Linked DNA regions of Homo sapiens: region 1 is linked to region 2. Evidence: chromatin loops called from intact Hi-C (ENCODE). Cell type or tissue: spleen. All regions are shown on one strand. Each heading gives the region's core, and the rest is flanking DNA. Links, peaks and the distances in the headings are about the cores only.

Region 1 (5,370 bases), core at 262-5,261, 47 kb after region 2:
AGTAAGATAGTAAAATGGGGGAAAAATTATTTCCTTGGCTCACATTGCAGTGATCATGGCAAAGGTAGGATTGGATCTGTTGCATGCTGCCTTTTAGTCTGTTGCAAACAGGCTAGGTGGGTATGAATTCTCAAGTTCATGAAAAGGGCTTACGGCTAAAGAAGTGGGGTCTGAGCACTCACAAATTCTGGGTTACTGTGTTAAATACTGTGTTAAATGTTGAAAAATATGTTTTCATATGGACATGCATCAGAGAGAAGTTTCTTTTGTGGGTAATGCTTGTCTTGTTACTTGAAGAGTACTGCTAATGTTGCTGTAATGTTTGATTAGTAGTAGTTTGAGAAATGAAATATAGGCCTGGTGGGGTGGTTCATGCTTTAATCCTAGCGCTTCGGGAGGCCAAGGTGGGAAGACCACTTGAGGCCAGGAATTCAAGACCAGCCTGGGCAATACAGCGAGGCCCCATCTCTACTAGAAAAAAATTCTGAAATTTAGCCATGCATAGTAATGCATGCCTGGAATCCCAGCTACTCGGGAGGCTGAGGCGGGAGGATCTTTTGAGCCCAGGAGTTTGAGGCATTGGTGAGCTATGATTATGCCACTGCAGTCAAGCCTGGGTGACAGAGTGAAAACTTGTCTCAAAAAAAGAGAGAAAGAAGAAGTGGTAAAATACAAGAAGTAATTAGGTAAGCCTTGCATATCAAGCAGAATGGTACCAATTTTCTCATTCTGCCCTACTTTGCCCATGTCTCTTCCCGTGGAACCCAGGCCCTCTGGCACATATGAGAAAAACAATCCTTGTAATCAAACCAAATGTATGAAATACAAATTTAAAACTCTCCCCAATTAAAAAAAAACAGAGTATAGTTATTGCAAAAAGATTTTGCCATCCACTGAAGGAGTCACTGTGCAATTGTTTTAAAGAGCAAGGGCTCTGGTTTATCTATAATAAGATTACATTTTCCCCTAATTTTTTATAATCACATTTGTTGTTTAAGGCATCTAAGAGAAAGAGAAAGTGGGAGGGTGGAGTCCCAGTGGCACCTTGGGCAATATCAGATGAAGTGTTTGGTTGAGACTGCAACTCTGAAAACTATGCTGAGTTCCACATCTGATCATAAGAAGTTGCCTCCCTTTTTTCCCCTGCAGCCCTGTCTCTCCTAGAACAGGCTTTGCCAAGGATGAAAAGCCTGAATGTCAAATCCTTTCTGTCTGCCCTGGCAGGGAAGCTGTTCTGTTTTCCAAGAAGCCTTTTTTTTTTTTTTTTTTTTTTTTCACTTGGGGAATTTTTACTTTCCTCTTATGGGAAGTTGCTTCATCATTTCCCAAAAATATACTGTACCTCCTGTTTAAACAGGGTGCCCTTGAAGAGCTCTGGAGCCTGAAGGGGGCTAGGGGTGTTGTGAAGTCCTTTGTTTCATGCTTTGATGTGAGCTGAAATGCAGGCTGTCTACAGGCAGAAGTCTCAGAGTTTGCCACGACTGGGGTCTGGAATGGGGTGTAGGAGGAGAGGCTCCCTGGGAAGCAAGAGCTGGGATCTTTTTAAGCATTTAGTTTATATATGTTGTGAGAGGTAACAGCCCTTCCAGACACAGACACCATCAGGTATTTGTCTAGTGCCTTAAATATGTCCAGGATGGTAAAGGTGGGCATTCTGCCCTTTTGAGGAGCTCATGAGGAGGACCATGTCACATTTAGAAATGGTGAACAAAATGGTATTTAACTACTAGATTGTGGAGACATAGATGCTTTTGTTTAGAGAGGAAGGATATTCCTGTAAAAGAGAGCACTAAGATTGGGCCTTGCATTATGGATTGGGTCTGAGTTGATGGAGGAAAAACTAGAGGATGTTGAGGGAGAGGGAAAGGAGAAATCTCTGAGAGGGGCCAGAAGGCTGAGCTGAGGCCATGATCATGGGTGAGTGAGGCCAGTGGGGGCTGCCTAGTTGGACTTGATGTTGGAGAAATGGAACAAGCCAAAGTGTGGAGACATGCATAGCCAGCAGAAGCATTTAGACTTGTAGAAAGTGGCAGCCTTTGGACGATTCTGAAAAGAAATCATCATGAGGAAAAATGTGTTTTGGGGGGAAGATTTGCATATGAGGATAAATTATAGTATGCCTCCAGGTGGGCTGCAGGAAGGAGCCCCAACTCTGTCCATGGTTTTTGGAAGGAGATCATGCTGTAAGATACTGGGAGGGGAAAATGGCCTGGTAGAAGTCTCTTTTTGTCTTGGGTGAGTGTGGTCCCATAGTGGTGCCTATGGCCCAGTGGCCTTCTGCAGTCCCCCTTGCAGGGCACAGCAGTTGGAGCCATCAGGTTGTTGCTGGCTGAGTAGGATCAGCTCTCAGGCACCACCCTAAGTAAAGCTTTGATCAGGCCCTGCTGCAGGTGGAAGTGATGTCTCCTAGCGGACCCAGTGGGGTCAAGCATAATGTGTAGCAGGTTTCAAGCCTCTGCTGGTCGTTGGAGAATGAGATTGGCCAGGAGATACTGTCCAGGTCCAAGTGACACCAGTCATTTCATGCCTAATCAGCAGTGAAAGTGCGGTTTCCTGAAACCTTTGCTGATATTGGGTGTTACTACCTTCCTTTGTGCCTTGGACCCCCTTAAAGATTTTAAATAAGAAATCTGATATGTAAAATAAAGGAGGATCAGTCAAAAAGTGTTCTTAGTAGAATATGTATCTAGCAGTCACTCTTTGTGAAAAATGGAAATTGGGAAAATATTTTGAGAGAGATTCTATCAGTGGGGACAAGCAAGCATAAACATGTTATGCTTATCCCAAGATCTATTAATTTCCAGTAGAAGTAGGGAGAGTAAATTATTGCCAAGGGAGATACTGCCCAGTTTTCTTAATGGTCAGAAAATGAATGACAGTTTCAATTTCAGCTGCTGTCCCTGGGCTGGGCCTGCTGACTTGCCCCAAGTGCCTTGGCACAGACCGTGGTGTGGCCAGTGGAAACATCGTGTCTGTAGCCCCGTGAATGAGCAGTTCCTCTTTGGGGGTCAGCTCAGCATGTTGCCAGGCCAGGGGGCAGGTCAGGCCGAGGCTCCACTGTTAGCCTTGACTTCCCCTGCCAGGAGATGTGGGGCCATTATGGCAGAAGAGGAGCTAAGGAGAAACACCTAGCTTGGAGCCTTGAGTCTTCAACTTTCACCTCAAGTTACTCTCCTTAAAGACCAGCACTTTCTTTCCCACTTTTCTTGAAAGCCTCTAGGTCCCTGATCCTGTTTCAAACTGCTGGTATATAAACTGCTCATACCACTCTGAGTTATCACTTTGTTAGGGCTGAGTAGCAGGGTGGCCCTTAAACAGGCCTGACTTTCAGTGGCTCTGCCCACGTTTGCAGAAGTCACAGTGGGAAATTTTCACATTTTTCTCTGTCCTTCTAAGATGGGACAGTTGAGAGGACTCAGGAAGGGTTGAGGGAGAAAGCAGCAAGCCCAGAGTTCAGAATCGGTTGCCTTGCAGCTTGTCCTTTTGTGGTGGGTGATTTCACTTGGTTTTTCAAGTGAAGGGCTGCAAGTACAAATGGACTAGCCCTAAAGGACATTACCCACATGCATAGAGCCATGAGGCACATTGATTGTTTCCCATAGGCCACTTTGCTCCCCGTTGAGGAAGGAACCATTGTGCTACTAATATTATTCCACTGCAAGGTCTGGCTGGAGGCATCTGCAAAGACTCTTCAGGGCCCTGATTGCACATTTGACAAGTCTTTTCCATCAACAAAGCATAGAGTTCGGGGAAACCCAGGATGAGCTGTCATTCTGAGTAACAGGCTTGTGCAGGTGCTGACTAGCTTGACTTCCCTTGATTCAGTGCAAACCTTGGGACCCTGGAGGCAGTCCTGGTCTCTTAGTAAAATGCAGGTGTGTGTGTGTTGCTGAGTACCAGAGATTTTGGAGCCTCGATACTTTCCTCATTTGTATGTGGACCTACCTAAGAATATATTTTCTCTAGGTTCACCAAAGTGATTCCGGGCCTTTAGGGCCAGGAGAGTAAAGGGTCAAGAAATCTTAAATTTGCTAAACCCGTGGTGGGGGAGTGAGAGGGTAGAAGTAGTGGGGATTCTGAAGCAACTCCAAGCAGTCTGCTTTTAAACATTTGTCATGGGAACAACCTGTACTCTGGTAAATTGTAAATTGACACCCCGATTGCCTTTGTGTAATGAATTTGGACTTTTGTGCAGCAGCTGAGAAAGAACCTCTTGAGCAGTCGTGAGGTGTGGCTGCCTGCCAGTCAGCAGCACACTCTGAGCAGCCTCGCCAGCTCCCTCTGTGCAGCCGCATGTGCTGCAGCGGTAACTTGCATTATCAGACCTTGATTTTGTAAGGATGAGTTGAAAATGGAAAAATGAAATGACTAATGGTAGTTGTAAGGGTAGGTCTTCTAAAGTTGATAGAATTGGAAGATTTTTAAATTCAATGAATGTGCCAGAAGTAAGAAATCTTTAGTGTCAGTTGAATACTCATTGACTTAAGTCAACAGCCCTGCTCAGTTGTGAAGAGAAAAAAACACACATAGCCAAAGAATAATGTCTAAAATGCCCAGGTTATGTTGTCCAAGATTGTCTCTAAAAGGCAGGCTATAATTAGATATTTTATGATCTTTTTTGGCTTTCTGAGTTGACTTTCTTATAATATGTAAACCTATTGTTTGACTATGAGGGTCCTTGCTAGGGAAGTAGGGGGACTACCTGCAACAGGTTCTGGTGTAAGAGTCGTGCAAAAACAAAGCCCTTTTTGTAAGTGTGAAAGGCCCTTCTAGAGCCGTGAGTATACATTATATTTTGACTGTATTAGTCTGTTTTCACGCTGCTGATAAAGACATACCCGAGACTGAGCAATTTACAAAAGAAAGAGATTTAATTGGACTTACATTTCCAGGTGGCCAAGAAAGCCTCCCAATCATGGTGGAAGGCAAGGAAAAGCAAGTTACATGTTACATGGATGACAGCAGGCAAAAAGAGAGCTTATGCAGAGAAATTCTCGTTTTTTAAAACCGTCAAATCTTGTGAGACCCATTCACTATCATGAGAACAGCATGGGAAAGACCTGCGCCCATGATTCCAGTCATCTCCCACCAGGTTCCTCCCACAACATGTGGGAATTATGGGAGCTACAAGATGTGATTTGGGTGGGGACACAGAGTCAAACCATATCATTGACCTAGTCTCTTCATGTATTAATTAATGCTTTTCCCCACATGTTGTACTCATTTATATGCTAATTTCTGCCATCTTTATTCTATTTAGATACATTTAGCCTATGATTTTGTTTTATTTTATTTTGAGTCAGAGTCTTGCTTTGTTGCCCAGGCCGGAGTGCAGTGGTGCGAACTTGTCTTACTGCAACCTCCGCCTCC
Region 2 (5,370 bases), core at 71-5,070:
CAGCTTGAATTTTTTTCTCACAAACTTTATCCAAAACATGTCTTTACATCTTTTATTTCTGGTAAATGGATTTTGGGGTGGCATCCCCACTACTGTTGGGATGAAGGGATATAACAAGCTAGAGGGTGATTTCACAGAATCCTGAGCCTTTGAAAAATGCTGTTGCTTTTGAAAAGTAATAAATATAGAAGCCAGGCCACCTTTTTCAGATTTATACCCTCTTCCCATTCTATTCTCAGCTAGTAAATACTATGGCCTCAGTTTGCCTAAAAAGATAATGGCTTAAGTTTATTTAAATGTCAGCAGTAGTTTGGTAATGAATTAAGTCCTTTGATGATGATGATGACGACGATGAAGATGATGATAATGTTGATGATGATGGAGGACACTCAGTAGCAGTGGACTGAGTTGTGGACTAGTTCTTTCTAAGGCTCCCAGGAAGAAAATTGCTAACTCACTTAATATGTGAAGGCCTTAGTGTCAGGTAGAGGAGGAAGCAGCTGTGGAGTGTAAAGAAATCATCTGCCCAAAGGTACACTTTAGAGAAAGACTTTGGATGAAGTTGTGTGTTTTCTTTTTGGAATAGGGTGTATTGCTTCTTTTGAGAAGGCCTTTTACAATAGTACAATAGTTCCTCTGGAACTCATAGCAGGATTCTTTTTCCACCCTCTTCTATATTTACAGCTGCTTTTCCCCTAGGGGAGCATTCATCTGTTTTAAAAAGCAGGGAGAGAAAACAAGTTCTGTCAAACAGTGAGGTTTGGAAATCAGAACTGTACTTACTTGCCTTTCAGGAGGACATATTCTAAAGAGTTGTTTTTTGGGTGGAAGAGAAGGAAGTCATCTCCTCTGCCCCCACTCCACCCAAGGCACACCACACACACACACACACACACACACACACACACACACACACACACACATTTTCACCTCCACCCAGAGGTTCCTTGTGGCAGATGTGAAGGAGTTTAGAACACAGGGTTCCCATTATAACCCCTTTGTTGTACGAGACCAAACGTGGCTTTTCAGCCCTAGAGTAAATCTTTTTCTGGCAGGCCACTTTCTTGGCCTTTATATCCATGTCTAGGGCCCTGGGCTGGCATTGGCCCTGAAGGCCAGGGCCAGCCTTTGGGGATTGCACTTGAGCATGTGGTCAGGGACAGCATCTGAGGGCATTTTGGACAGGAAAGATTTCTGATTATTAGGCTGTTTTCATCACACCTATGCTTCAGGGTCATAGAACTGAGGATTGCCAGGGACTGAGATGAATTTAGTAAGTTGGTTTAACCCCAGTGCCTCTTATTCTCTTTCTGCACAGTTTTTAGTCAGCTAGTGGGTGTGGACATGCATCTTTGTTTTACTATGAGAAGAGGAGGAATTGTGCCTTAGCAGTTGAATAACTGTGCCTTCTATTTAGATTCTGTAGAGGGTTACACTCAAAGCTAATGAGTGCTTTCTTCCACTCTGCACACACTCTTGCTGCCTGGAGTGGGCGGCAGGCTATAGAACCACAATAGAGCAAGTACTGTTGCTGTTGAAGGCATAGACGGAGGTGACAGTAAGGGCAGCTAGGCCCTGAAATTCCAGTGGCTCAGACCCCTGGCTGATGGCTTACCTCCTGAGGTGAGACCAAGAGGAAGGCCTTCAGCTTCCCTGAAATGAGTGCTTCTCACAGTTAAGGTAGTGTGACCAGCCAGGGGTAGGGACTGGCTTCCTGAGGAAGAGGGTGGGAGAGCCTTAATTAAGCCTGCCTGGTTTGGCAGTACCTCAGACTCGCCTCCTCTTTCTGTGTTGGCTGATAATTTCCTTCAGCTCTTAGAACAACTCTTCATTTCCTGGGGGAACCCATTGTTGCCAATATACACTCACAGAGCCTATCTCCGGTACTGCCATGTGTGCTTTCTGCCTCCTTTCCAGAAGAGGCAGGTAGCCAGTCTTTTTTTCTCATGAGCTGTTCCTACCTTGTTGGAGTTCCTGGAGGCTAGTGCTGCTGGACCTCCAGTCTGGCAGAGGCCTGGACGAGAGCTATTCCTTGGGTTCTCAGAACAGACCTAGCCTAGTGGAGAACAGTTCTGGGCCTGGCTCTGTGTCCAGAAGGGCTCAGTCAGTGGTCAGATTCTGATTGGGAGATATATGAGGAAACTTTGTTTGGTGAGAGTTAGGAGAATGGGGTTCTGGTTCAGCCATTCTCTCAAGAAGTCATGATCATTTGATAGGCCTCAGTTTTCCTCTCCTAAAATGGGTAGATTGGATTTTATAAGATGATCCCAAAGTTCCTTAAGGCAGTAATGTGTTAGGATTCCGTGACAAACCCGGGAGTCTGCCCCTGGTCTAGGTGACCAAAGTTAGCAAAGGCTGGGACAGCACAGATTGCAGTTCCCAGGTCTCTTTTGCCTCCCAGCTTTTTGATGTGTTTCTTCTCCTTGGAATGCCCCACCACTCCCTGTACCCACCTCTTTCTGCTCTGTCTGGCTAATACCTTCTAAAGCCAGGTATCAGCTTAGACTGCCGCTTGCCCCATACTTGTGTGGGTGCCTCTCCTTGGTGCTGGCATTACACCCTGTGCTCAGTACTTACCGCACCATATTACCGTCTGTTTCCTTGTTCTTCCTGACCTTACCTGAGCTTCTTGAGGGCAGAGACTGTCTGCTATCACCACTGTATCCCTCATTGCTGGTGCAGCGCCTGGGATGTGGTATATACACAGCAAATGTTGAAGGAATGAATGTCCCCCCCTAACCAGGGTCAGCATACCCCAGTGCGCTCTGGGAACTGTTCTCTGACCCTCTCCACCCTTACCCTGCCTAAGGCTCTCTCTTTCTGAGCTGTGTGTGGGTGCTGGAGAGCCTTGGATAATGCTGAGTTGTTTTTGAAGTGTGTCTCATTGTGGCAAAGCATTGGGTGATGTTGCCATCCCCACCCCCAGGACACTCTTGCAAGAATTGCTTCCACCAGGGATGGGCATTGACTTTGACCTGGTCCTCCTCATCTCCAGCCCTGGAGGAGGGGCAGGCAAGCACGTGCAGATTGCTGTCCTCTGACCAGCTGCCCAGGGCTGGGCCATCTGCTGCTTGTGACAGCGGGTGGGGTGAGAGGGGTGAGTGACCTGTGCAGGGGAGGGAGTGTGGGGCAGCAGCATAGTCACTTCAGTGCACTGACTGCATGACAGAGTCCAGCCCCCCTTCTCCCCACGTTCTATCTTCTTTTCCAGTGCTCAGTTATGCTATGCTTCATCCAGGTCTTGGTTTTGTTCCAGCTGCTGCCCCCCACCACTCTGCTAGGAGAACTCTTGCTGTGTTTTTGTTAACTCTGTGTGTGTGCTTTGCCCTTTTGCCTATGCCTCCAAGAATCTTTATGTTACATAAGACAGCAGCAGCAAAAAACAGAAACAAAAACAAAAAATGTTAGAAATGAAACTTTGGACCCTTGTTATTCTCTGTTCAGATGCAAATGATGAATCTCTTTCCATCAGAGTTTATACCTTTCTGTTTACCACCCCGTTTTCTGTCCCTCCTCCTGGAGAGCCTTTGAATGGCAGGGATGGGCTGAATCACTCACTTGGAAGGACTGTAATTTAGCTTGTGCTTCAAACCTTGCCTCTTTCTGGCCTTGTAAGGACCTAAGAAAGACGCAAAAAGGAAGTAATCTACCCCCATCACTCTTGGTGTGAGTTTGAAGGTTCTGAACTGGGGTGGGGTGGGGAGTGTGTGTGTGTGTGTGTGTGTGTGTGTGTGTGTGTAATTGTGTGTGTGTGGGATTGAAGGATGAGGGTTGTGGACAGTCTTAAAAGCCACCTTTACCAAATGAAGAGGTGACAAAGCAGGGACTGGAAGGGCAGCATACCCTAACCAGGACTTCCCCAAACTTTAACATGCATATGAATCACCTGGGGAACCTTACTAAAATGCAGATTCTGATTCAGTAGATCTGGGATGAAGGCTGAAATTCTTCATTTCTAACAAGCTCCCAGGTGCTGCCAGTGCTGCTGTTAATGGACCATACTTTGAATAGTAAGGCTGTGTCCTTCCTATTCCACCTTTTAATAGTTGATTTAAAAGACTGACCTAGGGAAGGCAAGACAGGGGCTAGTCAGGACTTGCGTAATTTAAACCCAAGGTCCTGGGCTGGCTTCTCAGCCAGTGTCTACAGAGCCTTTTAGGCGGGCCCCTCTTATCTAAGCTGCTGGCTTCTCTGAGCTCCTTTGGTCCAGTTTGGTTTCCAAGGTATAAGAACCACAGCCCTTCAGAGGGTGTGTGTGCTTACTCACAACAAGATTGGGTCCTTGCCCGTTTCTCTTTGGATCATTAGAAGTAGATAAGGCCAGGCCGGGTGCAGTGGCTCACGCCTGTAATCCCAGCACTTTGGGAGGCTGAGGCGGGTGGATCACAAGGTCAGGAGATTGAGGTCTCGATCCTGGCTAACACGGTGAAACCCCGTCTCTACTAAAAATACAAAAAATTAGCCAGGCGTTGTGGCGGGCACCTGTAGTCCCAGCTACTCGGGAGGCTGAGGCAGGAGAATGGCGTGAACCCGGGAGGCGGAGCTTGCAGTGAGCCGGGATCCAGCCTGGGCAACACAGCGAGACTCCGTCTCAAAAAAAAAAAAAAAAAAAAAAAAAAGAAATAAGGCCAAACCTAGCGTTTAAAACAGAAGTTTAGAGCTGAAAGAACTTTTACTCTTTTCCAGTTTATTTTACTGAGGGGGAAATGGGCCCAGAAAAGTTTTGTTACATGTCCAGAATCACAGCCAGGGGCAGAGCTGGGGTGAAAAACCAGATATCTTAATTCCCAAGCCCCTCTCTGAGGGAGTGTAAACCTGAGTTAGAGATGAGAGAATCACGGAGTTGGTCTGGGGACATGCTGGTTGGACAAAAAGGCTTTCCAGTGGTTTGGGGGAGTTTTGCACCACATGTACAACTAAGGTGGATCAACTGACATCTTGGCAGCCCATCCTTTGTTCACTTAGGCCAGGGCTTTCATCTGCAGCATCACTGATGTTGGATCAAGTGATTCTTTGTTGTATGGGGTTGTCCTGTGTGTTGTGGGATGTTTAGTTGACATGCCTTGCTCTATCCATTAGATACCAGTAGCACCTTACCCCCAAGGTGTGACAACCAAATATGCCTCTAGACATTGCCAAATGGGGGAGGTGGCACAAAATTGGTCCCAGTTAGAAAACCACTGGTTCAGGCAACTAGTATTTTGGGGAAGAGAGTCCCTCTGGGGCACCTACACTGTTTTTTTTTTTTTTTTTTTTTTTGCGGGGGGAAGTGTGCATTAGTCTCAGATTATAAAGGTAGCATGGGTACCAGCCTTCCTGGGAGTTTATTTACAGTTTAGTTTATAGTTTAGTGGGGGAGGGAGGAACCAC

The links. Peaks named below come from ENCODE experiments on the same cell type or tissue, not always from the same donor. Only the 100,000 strongest peaks of a DNase experiment are listed, where the experiment ranks them.
Region 1: a loop joins it to region 2, with 1.8 times the contacts of the local background. A loop is called at or near these places in 12 of 110 quality-filtered maps.

The regions. Positions count from the first base shown.
Region 1 is chr14:69,681,697-69,687,066 of GRCh38, forward strand. The region is part of intron 2 of SUSD6 (sushi domain containing 6); the gene reads left to right. Among named protein-coding and RNA genes, the nearest start is that of SUSD6, 73 kb to the left of the region's middle. In spleen, for the core only: no CTCF peak of the experiment used is centred there; a DNase peak (open chromatin) is centred at 2,969; H3K4me3 peaks cover 606 bases; H3K27ac peaks cover 4,084 bases.
Region 2 is chr14:69,634,721-69,640,090 of GRCh38, forward strand. The region is part of intron 1 of SUSD6 (sushi domain containing 6); the gene reads left to right. Among named protein-coding and RNA genes, the nearest start is that of SUSD6, 26 kb to the left of the region's middle. RefSeq lists enhancers at 2,953-3,002, 3,038-3,550. In spleen, for the core only: no CTCF peak of the experiment used is centred there; a DNase peak (open chromatin) is centred at 3,062; H3K4me3 peaks cover 3,150 bases; H3K27ac peaks cover 4,757 bases.